Regions from separate parts of the Homo sapiens genome. Here all the other regions are linked to region 2. The links are chromatin contacts, found by Hi-C in ENCODE. All regions are on one chromosome and are shown on one strand. The core of a region is the stretch at or near the end of the contact, and the rest is flanking DNA. Distances in the headings are between cores, read along the strand shown. Region 1 has its middle 73 kb from the start of SNORA37. Region 2 has its middle 330 kb from the start of LINC01630. Region 3 holds the start of POLI (DNA polymerase iota). Region 4 holds the start of MBD2 (methyl-CpG binding domain protein 2).

Region 1 (2,902 bases), core at 287-2,786, 2.4 Mb after region 2:
CTAGCAGCCCCAACACTCCCATATGATGATTAATCTAAGCCATCTGGGGTAATTCCAACCCCCTTTCTCAGCAACTAGTTTAGGAATGGGCGTGTTAACCAATTCTAGCCAATGAGGTACAAGGGAAAGTGTTTGGGGCCTTCTAAAAAGCAGGCATATGGCTGGGTGTGGTGGCTAATACCTGTAATCCCAGCACTTTGGGAAGCTGAGACAGAATTGCTTGAGATCAGGAGTTCAAGACCAACCTGGTCGACATAGCGAGATCCTATCTCTATCATATATTTAAAAGAGTAAATAAATAAATAAATAATAAAAAGCAGGCACAGGAAGACATCTATCTTCTCCTTCTTGCCATTGTCATGTCTGGACACCTGGAAGCATCTTGCTACTGAGCTGAGGCTGAAGTCAATTCACGAAGGAGAGGCCATGATTAGAAGACTACACAGAAGCAAAGCTAGAGCCCTGTGGTTTGCATTAAGAATCTAAAGTAGCCTAGAATTGTCTTTTAGATACATTTAATGTACATTTCCTTATTGTTTAAGCCATCTGAGACTGATAATCTGTTACTTGTAGCTAACAGTATGTGGCAGGCAGAAGGCCCTTTTCCAAAAAATTACCCATGCTCTAATGTCTAGAAATTGTAATCATGTTAGGTTACATGGCTAAAGTGATTCTGCAGATACAATTAAGTTTGCAGATCTCAAAATGGAAAGATTATCTTGGATTATCTGGGTGAGCTTAATCTAATTAAATGAGTTTTTGAAGGAAGAGAACTTTCTCTGGCTGGAGTGAAAGACATGAGGCAGAAGGGGAAGTTGGAGCAATAAGACAAATTGACCTGATTTCTGGCTTTAAAGATTAAGGCAGCTGGCTGGGCATGGTGGCTCATGCCTGTAATCCCAGCACTTTGGGAGGCCGAGGTGGGCGGGTCACCTGAGGTCAGTAGTTCAAGACCAGCCTGGCCAACATAGTGAAACCCCATCTCTACTAAAAATATAAAAATTAGCCAGGCATGGTTGTACGCATGCCTGTAATCCCAGCTACCCAGGAGGCTGAGGCAGGAGAATCACTGGAACCCGGGAGGCAGAGGCTGCAGTGAGCCAAGATCAAGCCACTGCACTCCAGCCTCCAACCTGGATGACAGAGCGAGGCTTTCAAAAAAAAACAAAAACAAAAACAAAAACAAACAAACAAAAACGATGAAAGGAGCCATTAGCCAAGGAATGTGGGCAGCCTCTAGACATTGAGGACAAACCCCGACTAACAGTCAGCAAAAAATCAGGGACCTCAGTCCCACCCTATCACAAAGAAATTTCCCTGAGTAATTTGAATTATCTCCATTCTTTAATTCACACCCATATTTCCTCTTGCCTTTCTACTGATCTTTAATAAAATGGCAATAGAGCCTATGGAATGTCATTTTAAAAAAAGAAGAGGAAGAACAACAACAACAAAGATTGTGACCATTCCTTGAATGAATACAAAGTTCCAGTAAAGTTGAGTGTGTTTCTGACTCACTGAGTAATAATGCATTCACCCTTCCCCCAGCCCTCCACCCCCAGTGTTAAATGTTTTCAGAGTTAGGTGACTAATTCATCCTCTTCTCACAGCAGCTTCTGTAAAACCAAAATCTTGTTTGTTCCAAAAAGCCACATGAGTTTCTTAAAATGAAAGTCATAGTTGGAAGGTTATAGTTTTCTCATTTGTAAAATTATACTAAGTGACTCGGCTCTTGTAGGAGACAGAAGAGAGGAAGAGAAAGGTTTAAAAGAAGGCATTCATTCCCAGTAGCACATTCTACCATGTTGCTATTTGTATCAGTCCCCTCAAGTTTCCAAATGTTTCTGTTTTCTCACAACTAGCTACTGTTGGGTGTAAGGCCTTCGTATGAATCATGCTGTGTTCAACAAGCATATTCTTGCTTGCTATCAACCTCTCCCAACACACACACAATTAACTCCCTGCTTTGGTTCTCTCTCAGTCCAGGGAATATTTATCCAGTCAGCGAAAATCAAGGTAACTCCCCAAGAAGCATATTCCAATACCTAACAATTTACCAGCGTTTTTTGTTTGTTTGTTTTTGGGGGAAGCGGTTGCTCCCATTTATGAAATACATTACCATACGGAGGCCACTCTATTAGGTATTTTGTTAGCATTAATTCATTAAATCAAAATGGAAAGTCATTTGGAGGCTACCAACAAATGCAACAACAACAACAATAACAAATCAAGCTGTAGATGATCTGAATTTGTATGTGACAGCCATTCTGCCTCAAGAGTGGAGTGAAATCACTAGACCAGCCCTCAGTGGTTCATTCTTGGATATACATTCCCCACTGAGAATTCTACAGAAGCTACTGATACTACCCCAGGAGAAAGGCACATCGTCATAAAATTGTGTATGTAATGGCAAGAGTCTGGCAGGCTCCTTGACTCCAGGGGAATATGGACCCCCGATGAGGAGTCCTGCACTGGAGCAGTGGTCTCAAAACTCCTTTGCTAATAAATCCTTTCTGAGACAAAAACGTATTCCCAAATTTATGGATATTTACTTACAAATAATATACATGTACTGTTCTACTAATATGTATATTAAAAAACACTCAAAAATTAGAATCACAATAACATTAGATAAAAACAAATATTAAAAGGTCCCACTCCCAGTGAATGGTTTTACACATGCCCTACATCAGGGGCCCCAAGCCCTGGGCGGCAGCAGGCTCGTACTGATCTTCAGCCTGTTAGGAACAGGGCCACACAGCAGGAGGTGAGCAGGTGAGCAGGCATTCCCGCCTGAGCTCCGCCTCCTCTCAGATCAGCTGTGTCATTAGATTCTCATTGGCGCACAAACTTTACTGTGACTCGCACATGCGAGGGATCTAGATTGCACACTCCTTATGGG
Region 2 (2,927 bases), core at 246-2,745:
CGTGGAGATCAGAGGAGGACCAACAGCAACACATTAATCTGAGAGAACGTGCCTTTCCAGTAATATCCAACCGGTAGCTCATGTGATCACCCGGCACCTCAACAGTGTGCCATCCACCTCAGAGGGCTGGAGAGATGGCACCAACTAATCCTTCATGCCTGTTCCCAGAAAGAGATGGTGCTGGCCATGTTCAGTCTTGTCAAAATCTCTTTCCTGAGGCTTCTTTCTCCTCTCTTTATGTTTGCATCTGGGGAGTTAATCAAATAGATTGTGAATATTGGGAAAATATTGTATTTGATTTTACGTTCTGTATACAGCCAATGATAGGTCCTCAGAATATGGGGAAAATGATACAAAATTAGCTTTTTCTACTCTTTTGACTCAACTGAATTTTACTATGTGCTCTTTAAATCCAATATCTGTAAATTATTGCTGGGATATCTGGTATCTTTAATGAAGTCCATTTATTTTAAGGACATGTATAAAAATAAGGGAAAAAATCATTTACTGAGAGTATAAAAATCTGTTTAGGTGTTTTGAATATATTATATGTATTATATACTTGGTAGAATTATAAAGTAATAGGACTTTTTTTTTAAATGAACCCAAGTTTTCATCCCCTTCAAAGAAGTATTCCTGGAAATTAACCTGTGAGTCATATTAAAAAACCAAAAGAAAAACCTGCTTCATTTTTTATCCCAAACTCTATAATCTTAAATGATCATTCATACCACTACTCAAATTCCAGGTGACTTTTGAAAGGGGTTCCAAGAATCAAATTTGCCTGTGAACATACAGGTTTAAAATATTTAAATGCATGTGTTTCAGTTGTTGGGGAAATATAATTCTGCCAACACAAGACCCTTCTGAAACATAGAGAAGAGGGAGAAACCATTTATTACCTGGTGAGCATTATCAGATTTACACACACATCCAGCAGCATGGAAGTGACTATAAAGTCTGGACAGAATCGCACATAAATTTATACAGTAAAGTAGAAAAAAAGACAATTAAAATGTCTCATCTGTTTGACAGACAAATGAATATGCACCTTGTGATTGTCCCTATATGCCTCCCGTGTTAATTTTGGAGGCATGTATTTATAGTTCCAAGGGTCAGAAGGCTTGTGACCTGCTTTGTAAAATCAAAAGTTCTGTGGCCTCTTAGTTTTCAGAGACACTCTAAAGAGGAGAGCGCGAGAAGACATCCACATCCCTTATTAAAGAACGTTTTGTCACTTTACACTTACATGTGCCTTGAAGCCAATTCCCTAAGAAATGTTCCAGCAGTGATCTGAGACACATCTGTATGATTGGAAGCAGGATGTTACCTGCTAGGGTGACTATTTGGAACAAAACCCACTAATTTAGTTATCAAAGTCTCAGTATGTTTACTTAAAAAGTCAGTTCCAGTCCCAGTTTGTATGTGGGCAGAATTGCTAAATGTGAACGTTCATTTAAAAAGTCATTTTGCTGAGTCACTCATTCAGTGAAAACCCAAGGGAGTTAATTACACAGTGGGAGTAGAGGCCGTGAGGGCAGATGACTCGATTTGCTCACAGAAAGGAGATGGAAGTGAGGGCCCAGCTTGAGGAGCTGCCTGGGTAGTATTTTCTGAAAGACTAGCGGGAGTCCAGACACTTCCCAACTTGAAGGAAGTGCTACTCTTTTGTTTTAATGCTGTGACTTTGACTAACAGCTAAGCGGAAGCTGTGAGGTAAAGTGCCAAAGCTACAGGAAACAGGTAGAGGATTTGCCAACAAATAGAAATAATTAACATTTTCTTCTAAACAAGTAGTGATATGGGAGGCAACCTCATTGATGTTATGCTGGTTTGTTTTCCACTTTCTTTGATATACTCAGCTTTTTATTTTATTTTTTATCTTTTGAGACGGAGTCTTGCTCTGTCTCCCTAGGCTGAAGTGCAGTGGTGTAATCTCGTCTCACCGCAACCTCTGCCTCCCAGATTCAAGCAATTCTTCTGCCTCGGCCTCCTGAGTAGCTGGGACTAACAGGCGCCCACCACCATGCCCAACTAATTTTTGTATTTTTAGTAGAGACGGGGTTTCACCATATTGACCAGGCTGGTCTCGAACTCCTGACCTCAAGTGATCCACCAGCCCCGCCCTCCCAAAGTGCTGGGATTACAGGCATGAGCCACCACGCCCAGCCTACTCAGCTTTTTAGAGCAGCTCTATCCCATAAAATTTTCTGCGATGATGCAGATGTTCTGTATCTGTAGCTGTCTATATGTAGCCAGTGGTCACGTGTGACGATTGAGCACTTGAAATGTGGATCATGTGACTGAGAAACTCAAGATTTAATTGTGTTTAATTTTAATTAATATAAATGTAAATAGTTACAAGGGCCCAGCAGCTACCGTATTGGACAATACTTTGGAAAGAACCAAGTACTTCTATAGTTCCTGGAAAGTACTTATACTTTTTTTTATAAATTTTGCTCATTTATTTTTTTCTTCCACAGCCATATTGTTAACTGAAAACACATAAAGTACGAGTGTTACATTTTTTTTCTTTCTTGTTCCAAGTAACTTTTCCCTGTGTCTGCAGCGTTACAGGCCACTAAGGTCAATCTCATCCTCTAGGACAGGACTCAGTGGGAAGCGTGATTGCCTGGTAGTACTAGGCTTTTTCAGACTTGTTGGCACCCACCCTGATCAAGAGCTAGTAGAGCTGACATGTCTTAGCAACTTGGCAGACAGAGAAATCACCACTCACTTGGCTTTGGTCATTTCCCTTGTGTTCTCTATTTCTTTTCTGAGAAGACTCTGGGGAAGTGAGAAATTGCACTGCTCATGCTGTGGGCTCTGGCACAGAATTCTGGCTGTTGGGGCAGCAGATGTGCTGCGGGAGGTATCTTTCAAGGAACTGCATATGGGCCAATGTTGGAGGAGGAGGTATCTTTTTA
Region 3 (3,033 bases), core at 374-2,873, 2.5 Mb after region 2:
CACAGCCACTCTCCACTACTGGCATGACTGCCTGAGCACTGCTTCTTGTCAGATCAGCAGCGGCATTAGATTCTCACAGGAGCCTGAACGCTACTGTGAACTCGCATGCGAGGGATCTAGGTTGCATGCTTCTTATGAGAATCTAATGCCTGATGATCTATCACTATCTCCCATCACCCCAGATGGGACAGTCTAGTTGCAGGAAAACACGCTCAGGGCTCCCACTGATTCTACCTCATTATCTATTAAAATGTAATAATAATAGAAATAAAGTGCACAACAAATGTAACGCACTTGGATCATCCCAAAACCATCCCCCTCCCTTCTGTCTGTGGAAAAATTGTCTTCCATGAAACCAGCCCCTGGTGCCAAAAAGGTTGGGAATGGCTGCTTTAAAGGGTTTCTCAAGGTTCTAATATTTTATTTGATAAGAAGTAGAATCATATAAAAAACCAAACATATGTGTTAATTTGGGTATTTATACAGATATAGTGTATATACATACATACAGGCATGGAGGAATTTCCAAATTTCCTCTATTGTAAAACATACACATACACACACCAACACACACATGCACACATGGTATCCTAATAGAAGGCAAGGAGAATAGACATTTACTGAGCACTTCCTATGTGCCACATGTTTTATATACATTAGGATATTACAGTATATGGTAGCTTTTATCCATTCATTCAATCTCAATACTTTTTTTTTTTTTTAAGAGTAGAGCAACTGAGGCTCACAGCAGTTATGTAACCTGCCCAAAGTCACACAGCATGATGGAGGGTCTGGATTGGAGATTTTGTCTGACTACAACACTCATGTATCAAATCCTATTCAGTTTTGATGTTAAAAATTCTGTGGTTGAATTCGTCACAGTGTCTTTAAATAAAACAACAACAAACAAAACACAGCAAACCTTAACATAGTTGCTAATCATATGAGTTTACAAGGCCACCTGTGTCTTTACTATCAGTTACACTCCTTCCCACCCCATCACATTAATCACTCAGGTCTAGGGATTTGCAAGTTTGCTAACAGCCGAATGGAACAAAGACAAAACGCTAAAATTTGTGATGTGGGCCTAACTCCAAAGCCTTCAAGAAAAAAAAAAAAAGGCCAGGCGCAGTGGCTCATGCCTGTGATCTCAACACTTTGGGAGGCCTAGGAGGGTGGATCACCTGAGGACAGGAGTTCGAAACCAGCCTGACCAACATGGTGAAACCTCGTCTCTACTAAATACAAAAAAATTAGCTGGGCGTGATGGCGCATGCCTGTTAATCCCAGCTACTTGGGAGGCTGAGGCAGGAGAATCGCTTGAATCCGGGAGGCAGAGGTTGCAGTGAGCCGGTATTGCGTCACTGTTGCCCACTCCAGCCTGAGCAACAAGAACGAAACTCCGTCTCAAAAAAAAAAAAAATAGCCATTTGTGCTTTCAATCTCTCCGCTTCCGGCCTCCACCCGGCGGGAAAAAACTCCCGCACGTGGGCCTCCACGATTCCTTGGCATGCGTGTCACTCTGGGCAACAGGCTGGTCGGCCACGACTGCGCAGGCGAGAGGCACAGAGCGACTGGAGACTGTAGTCCCCCGGTTTCCCTGGAGACCAGGCGGAAGCGGCCGGAAGTAGCGCTGCGGTTGGCAGCGGCGGGATGGAGAAGCTGGGGGTGGAGCCGGAGGAGGAAGGCGGCGGCGACGACGACGAGGAAGACGCCGAGGCCTGGGCCATGGAACTGGCGGACGTGGGGGCGGCAGCCAGCTCGCAGGGTGCGCCGCAGCCAGAGGAGCCAGCGGCCTCCTTGGGTGTAAATGAGAAGGGTGGGGCAGGCGGACGCTCGGGGCGGCGGCCACTGGGGCGCGACCGTCCCCGCCCCACTCGGCTCCTCTAAGAGAGGGCTGCCTCCCTCTGCCTTGTGTTACGCGGCGGGTACCTCTAGAGGAATGGCTTCACCCAGCAGGAGTAGGGTGGGGCGCGTCCACACTACAAATACGTGTCGAGGGTTTATCTGCGCCGTCCTTTCCTCTGTGAGGGGCGAGGTGGGGCGGGAATCCCTCAGCCAGCCCGACGAAAACTGCAGAGGCTTCTGGGCCTTTTAACTTTGGAGAAGTTGAGGACCTTGTCGCTCATTTGGCAGAAGGTGGGACCCGGATCTCAGTCCTGGCAGGAAGGGATGGCTCAGAACCTAGGCGGAGTCAGGTCCGCTGTGGTCACGTCTCCGGTGACCCACTTCCAGCTCTGGTCTTTACCTTGTACCGCCCACCTCAGGGCCTGGATGTAAAGGCACCGGTTCTCATTTCCTGCTGGTTTTGTTTCATTCATTAATTTAGAGACAAGGTCTCCCTGCAGCCTCGAACCCCTGGGCTCAAGTGATCCTCCGCCCCAGCCTCTCCGTCCCGAGTAGCTGGGACAGCAGGCACGTGCCACCACACCTGGCTGATTTTCAGATTTTTTTAGATCAGGTGTAGCTGTGTTGTCCAGGCTGGTCTCAAACTCCAGCCACAAGCGATCCTTCCACCTCAGCTTCGAAAAGTATTGGGATTACAGTAGTTAGCCATCGTGCCTGGCCTTTTAAATTTTGGAACTTTAGGTTTACCTGAAAGTTGCAGAGCTAGATCCCCCTAGTGTTAACATAAACTCAGTACATTTGTCAAAACTAGGAAATTAACATTGGTATAATACTATTAATTGAACTACACGCTTTATTAATATTCTACCAGTTTTTCTGCTAACGTTCATTTTCTGTTCCAGGATCCCAACCAGAATATTGTATTGTATTTTGCCTGTCTTGTTTTTAGCCAGTGTTGAGAGAAGGAGTCGCCTCTGTCATTCCCTCCCCGACAAATAATGACCTAACAACTTTTTAAAATCAAAGAACTATTCAGTCTTTCAATTTAGTGAATATTTATTGGTGGTCTGTTATGTCCTAGACACTGTTTTAGGCACTGGCGATTTAGCATTAAACCAGATAATCCTGCTGCCATGGGAGCTAAAAATAGCCCACACTTGTACCCACTGGTTGTCTTTTGCCATT
Region 4 (2,927 bases), core at 53-2,552, 2.5 Mb after region 2:
TACCCACTAGATGCCAGTATCACACCCTCCCCAGGTGTGAGAACCGAAAATGTCTCCAGACATTGACAAATGTTCCCTGGGGAGCAAATTTTGGTCTAGGAGTCTAAAAACTTAGTACAGTGTGTCAGTTTCAAAAGAGTATATTCTGCAATACCAAGAAGTTCCAAAAAAACTTCAGGCATTCCAAATAGCTGCTTTATACAAAACTTTCTTGGATGAAGTAAATGAAACCTTGTTACTGTAGATAGCTCATTCTTCCACATGTGCATGCTTAACACTTGTGATGATGAATCTGGGACAGGCTGGGACAGGAGCCAACAGTGACTGGGTTTTATAGTTTCGATGAATTACACCTCCTTTTAACCCTTCAGTGGACTAACCATCCCTGCCAGGCTAACCCTTTCTTCGCAAACCATCTTCCCCGACGCCTTCCACATAAGATGCCCTCCTGCGGGCCCTCACCTTTTGACACTGCCTCCCACCGCACTGGGGTCAACTCTCACCCAAGGGTTCCGCCACCTTCCACCACCAAACCAGCCTGTCCCTGCCACATGCCCCCCGGGCCCCAGCGCTCATCCTCTGCCCAGGCCCGCTCTTGACCCCTGACCCCGGCCTGACCCCGCCACCCCCTCCCCGCCCCCAGGGAGGTACCTGAAGTAGTAGACATCGCTCTTGCCAGCACTTAGCCCAGATTTTCGGATCACTTCCTCCTTCTTCCATCCGGGGGGGAGGGCCGGGCAATCCATCCTCTTCCCGCTCTCCGTGGCCCGGGGTCCCCTGGGCCCCGGCCCCGCGCTCCCCGACGGGAAAGGGACCGGCTCCCGCCGGGGGGCGCCGCCGCCACCGCTGCCGCCGCCGCCGCAGCCGCCGCCGTCGCCGCCAAGGCCGCTGCCGCCACTCGGGGGACGGCCGCGGCCCCGGCCCCGGCCCCGTCCCCGTCCCCGGCCACGGCCCCGGCCCCGGCCACGGCCACAGACGCCGCCGCCCCGGCCCGCCTGCTTCCACCGCCCCCGGCCACGGCCGCCGCCCCGAGCGCCTTCCCTGCGCACGCCGCTCACCGGGGACGGGGCGAGCGCGCTGCCCTGGCCCCCCTGCTCTATGGCGGAGTCGCCGCCAGCGCCGCTGCCGCCCGCCGCACTCTCCCCCTCCTCCTGCTCCGGGCAGCAGCGGCCTCCCCCCGGGTGCGCGCGCATCCAGCCCCCTCCCCAGCCGGCGCTGCGCTTCTTCCGTAACCGAGCCCTTGGAATCCCGGAGACCCGCCCCGCCCGCAGCGCGGCGCGCGGGGGACGCGCGCAAGCATCATAGAGCGGGCGCGCACAGAGCGGCCCTCCTGCCCGGGGCGTGGCCCCGGCCACCGCCTCTTAGGTCCTCCAAGCGCTATGGGCGGCCATCTTGTCTCCGCCTTCTCGGGGCCACGCCCCCTCCCGCGCTTTTCCGGCCCCCACTGGGCGCGCGGAGCTGGGAAGGTTGGTCGGGCTAGCCACCAGCTGGGGGTGTCATAGTGACTGTGGTTAGTTTGTTTCAAACGGGGTAACCTCCACCATTATGTGATTTTACCTATGTTTGCTTCCCAATTAATGAATAACAAGCAAAATAGATCTTATATTACATACCAACTCGGCTATTCATTTAAGGGGGTGATAGCCCCTTTTCCCGCCCCTCTGCACAAAGCTTGCAGGGGAGCTTATAATGAAGGAATGAAGCAAAGTGTCCCATTCGCTGAATACCAGTTCCCTCCTGAGCCTGGCTTCAGAGCCATTGACAGATTCTCCTGGAACCTTGTAAGGATGTAGGAAAGGAAATGATAACTTGGAATATGCCCATGAGTCAGATGGGGCTTACCTCTAGATTCTCCTTAGAATGACCAGAATCCCTAAATCCATCTAGAAATTTCCAGATGTCTTTGTCTAATACAAAAATCAGTGGCCTTTTATTTGGTAAATATTCCATTATGTTGAAAGTCCAGCCTAACTTACTGTCACAAGCCTTTAGGAAACTGTGTGGTATTCTTTTCGGTCTGCCAACTTGAATTTTAGAAATGCATATTTTCTATAAGTTGTCGAACACTTATAGAAGTGTGCTATTGATATTCAAGATAATATATTATGAAATATTTGGAAGATTGAAAAATGTAAAGCACATGTTATCAGCCTGATGATAAGCTATCTTGGGTTTCTATACTCATATGCCCTAAAAACTGAGGACCAAGTTTAACGTATAGAAAAAGTTGATTAATATAAAGCAACAAAAATCTAAAATTAATTTGGTTTATCTTTGCAGTATATGCAAACATTAACTCATACACACAAACTTGTCTGTCTCTAAACCTGACCTTAGTCTTCTTTTAATGTCCTTTAGTTGAAAGACACTAATTTGTGGTTTCCTACAAGAAATTTAGAAATGTGAATGTAAAAAATCATCAAGAAATGAGTTCTGAGGAGATCAGTACTGGAGACATTCATTTAGAAGTCATCTGTGGGCCGGGCGCGGTGGCTCACGCCTGTAATCCCAACACTTTGGGAGGCAGAGGCGGGCAGATCACCTGAGGTCAGGAGTTCAAGACCAGCCTGGCTAACACGATGAAACTCCGTCTCTACTAAAAATGCAGAAAATTGGCTGGGCGTGGTGGCGGGCGCCCGTAGTCCCAGCTGCTCCGGAGGCTGAGGCAGGAGAATGGCGTGAACCCGGGAGGCGGAGCTTGCAGTGAACTGGATCACGCCACTGCACTCCAGCCTGGCAGACAGAGCGAGACTCTGTCTCAAAAAAAAAAAAAGAAGTCATTTGTGGCCGGGCGCGGTGGCTTACTTCTGTAATCCCAGCACTTTGGGAGGCCGAGGCCGGCGGATCACGAGGTCTAGAGATAGAGACCATTCTGGCCAACATGGTCAAACCCCATCTCTATTAAAATACAAAAATTAGCTGGGCGT

The links. A loop is a pair of places that touch in the nucleus more often than their neighbours do. Pooled maps may share reads with other maps.
Region 1: a map with no recorded cell type shows a loop between it and region 2 (6-fold over the local background). The contact joins two enhancer-like sites. A Hi-C loop is called at or near these places in 3 of 37 single-sample maps with no recorded cell type and 2 of 50 pooled maps.
Region 3: a map with no recorded cell type shows a loop between it and region 2 (4-fold over the local background). The contact joins the promoter of POLI here to the enhancer-like site in region 2. A Hi-C loop is called at or near these places in 4 of 37 single-sample maps with no recorded cell type and 2 of 50 pooled maps.
Region 4: a map with no recorded cell type shows a loop between it and region 2 (7-fold over the local background). The contact joins the promoter of MBD2 here to the enhancer-like site in region 2. A Hi-C loop is called at or near these places in 2 of 37 single-sample maps with no recorded cell type and 2 of 50 pooled maps.

What each region holds. Positions count from the first base shown.
Region 1 is chr18:54,147,640-54,150,541 of GRCh38, forward strand. No RefSeq gene overlaps it. Among named protein-coding and RNA genes, the nearest start is that of SNORA37, 73 kb to the right of the region's middle. Within about 2 kb of position 1,537, at least 10 of the 41 ENCODE cell types and tissues checked have a DNase peak (open chromatin) inside an H3K27ac peak, as active enhancers do.
Region 2 is chr18:51,724,021-51,726,947 of GRCh38, forward strand. No RefSeq gene overlaps it. Among named protein-coding and RNA genes, the nearest start is that of LINC01630, 330 kb to the left of the region's middle. Within about 2 kb of position 1,496, at least 2 of the 41 ENCODE cell types and tissues checked have a DNase peak (open chromatin) inside an H3K27ac peak, as active enhancers do.
Region 3 is chr18:54,267,894-54,270,926 of GRCh38, forward strand. POLI (DNA polymerase iota) reads left to right here and starts at 1,624. Exons shown (of 10, transcript NM_007195.3): 1 at 1,624-1,768. The coding sequence starts at 1,654. LOC124904307 (a long non-coding RNA gene) reads right to left here and starts at 2,012. Exons shown (of 2, transcript XR_007066379.1): 1 at 1,933-2,012. RefSeq lists enhancers at 986-1,135, 1,396-1,525, 2,056-2,105 and a silencer at 1,736-1,985.
Region 4 is chr18:54,223,367-54,226,293 of GRCh38, forward strand. MBD2 (methyl-CpG binding domain protein 2) reads right to left here and starts at 1,303. Exons shown (of 7, transcript NM_003927.5): 1 at 652-1,303. The coding sequence starts at 1,193. RefSeq lists a silencer at 1,004-1,393 and enhancers at 2,144-2,686, 2,687-2,927.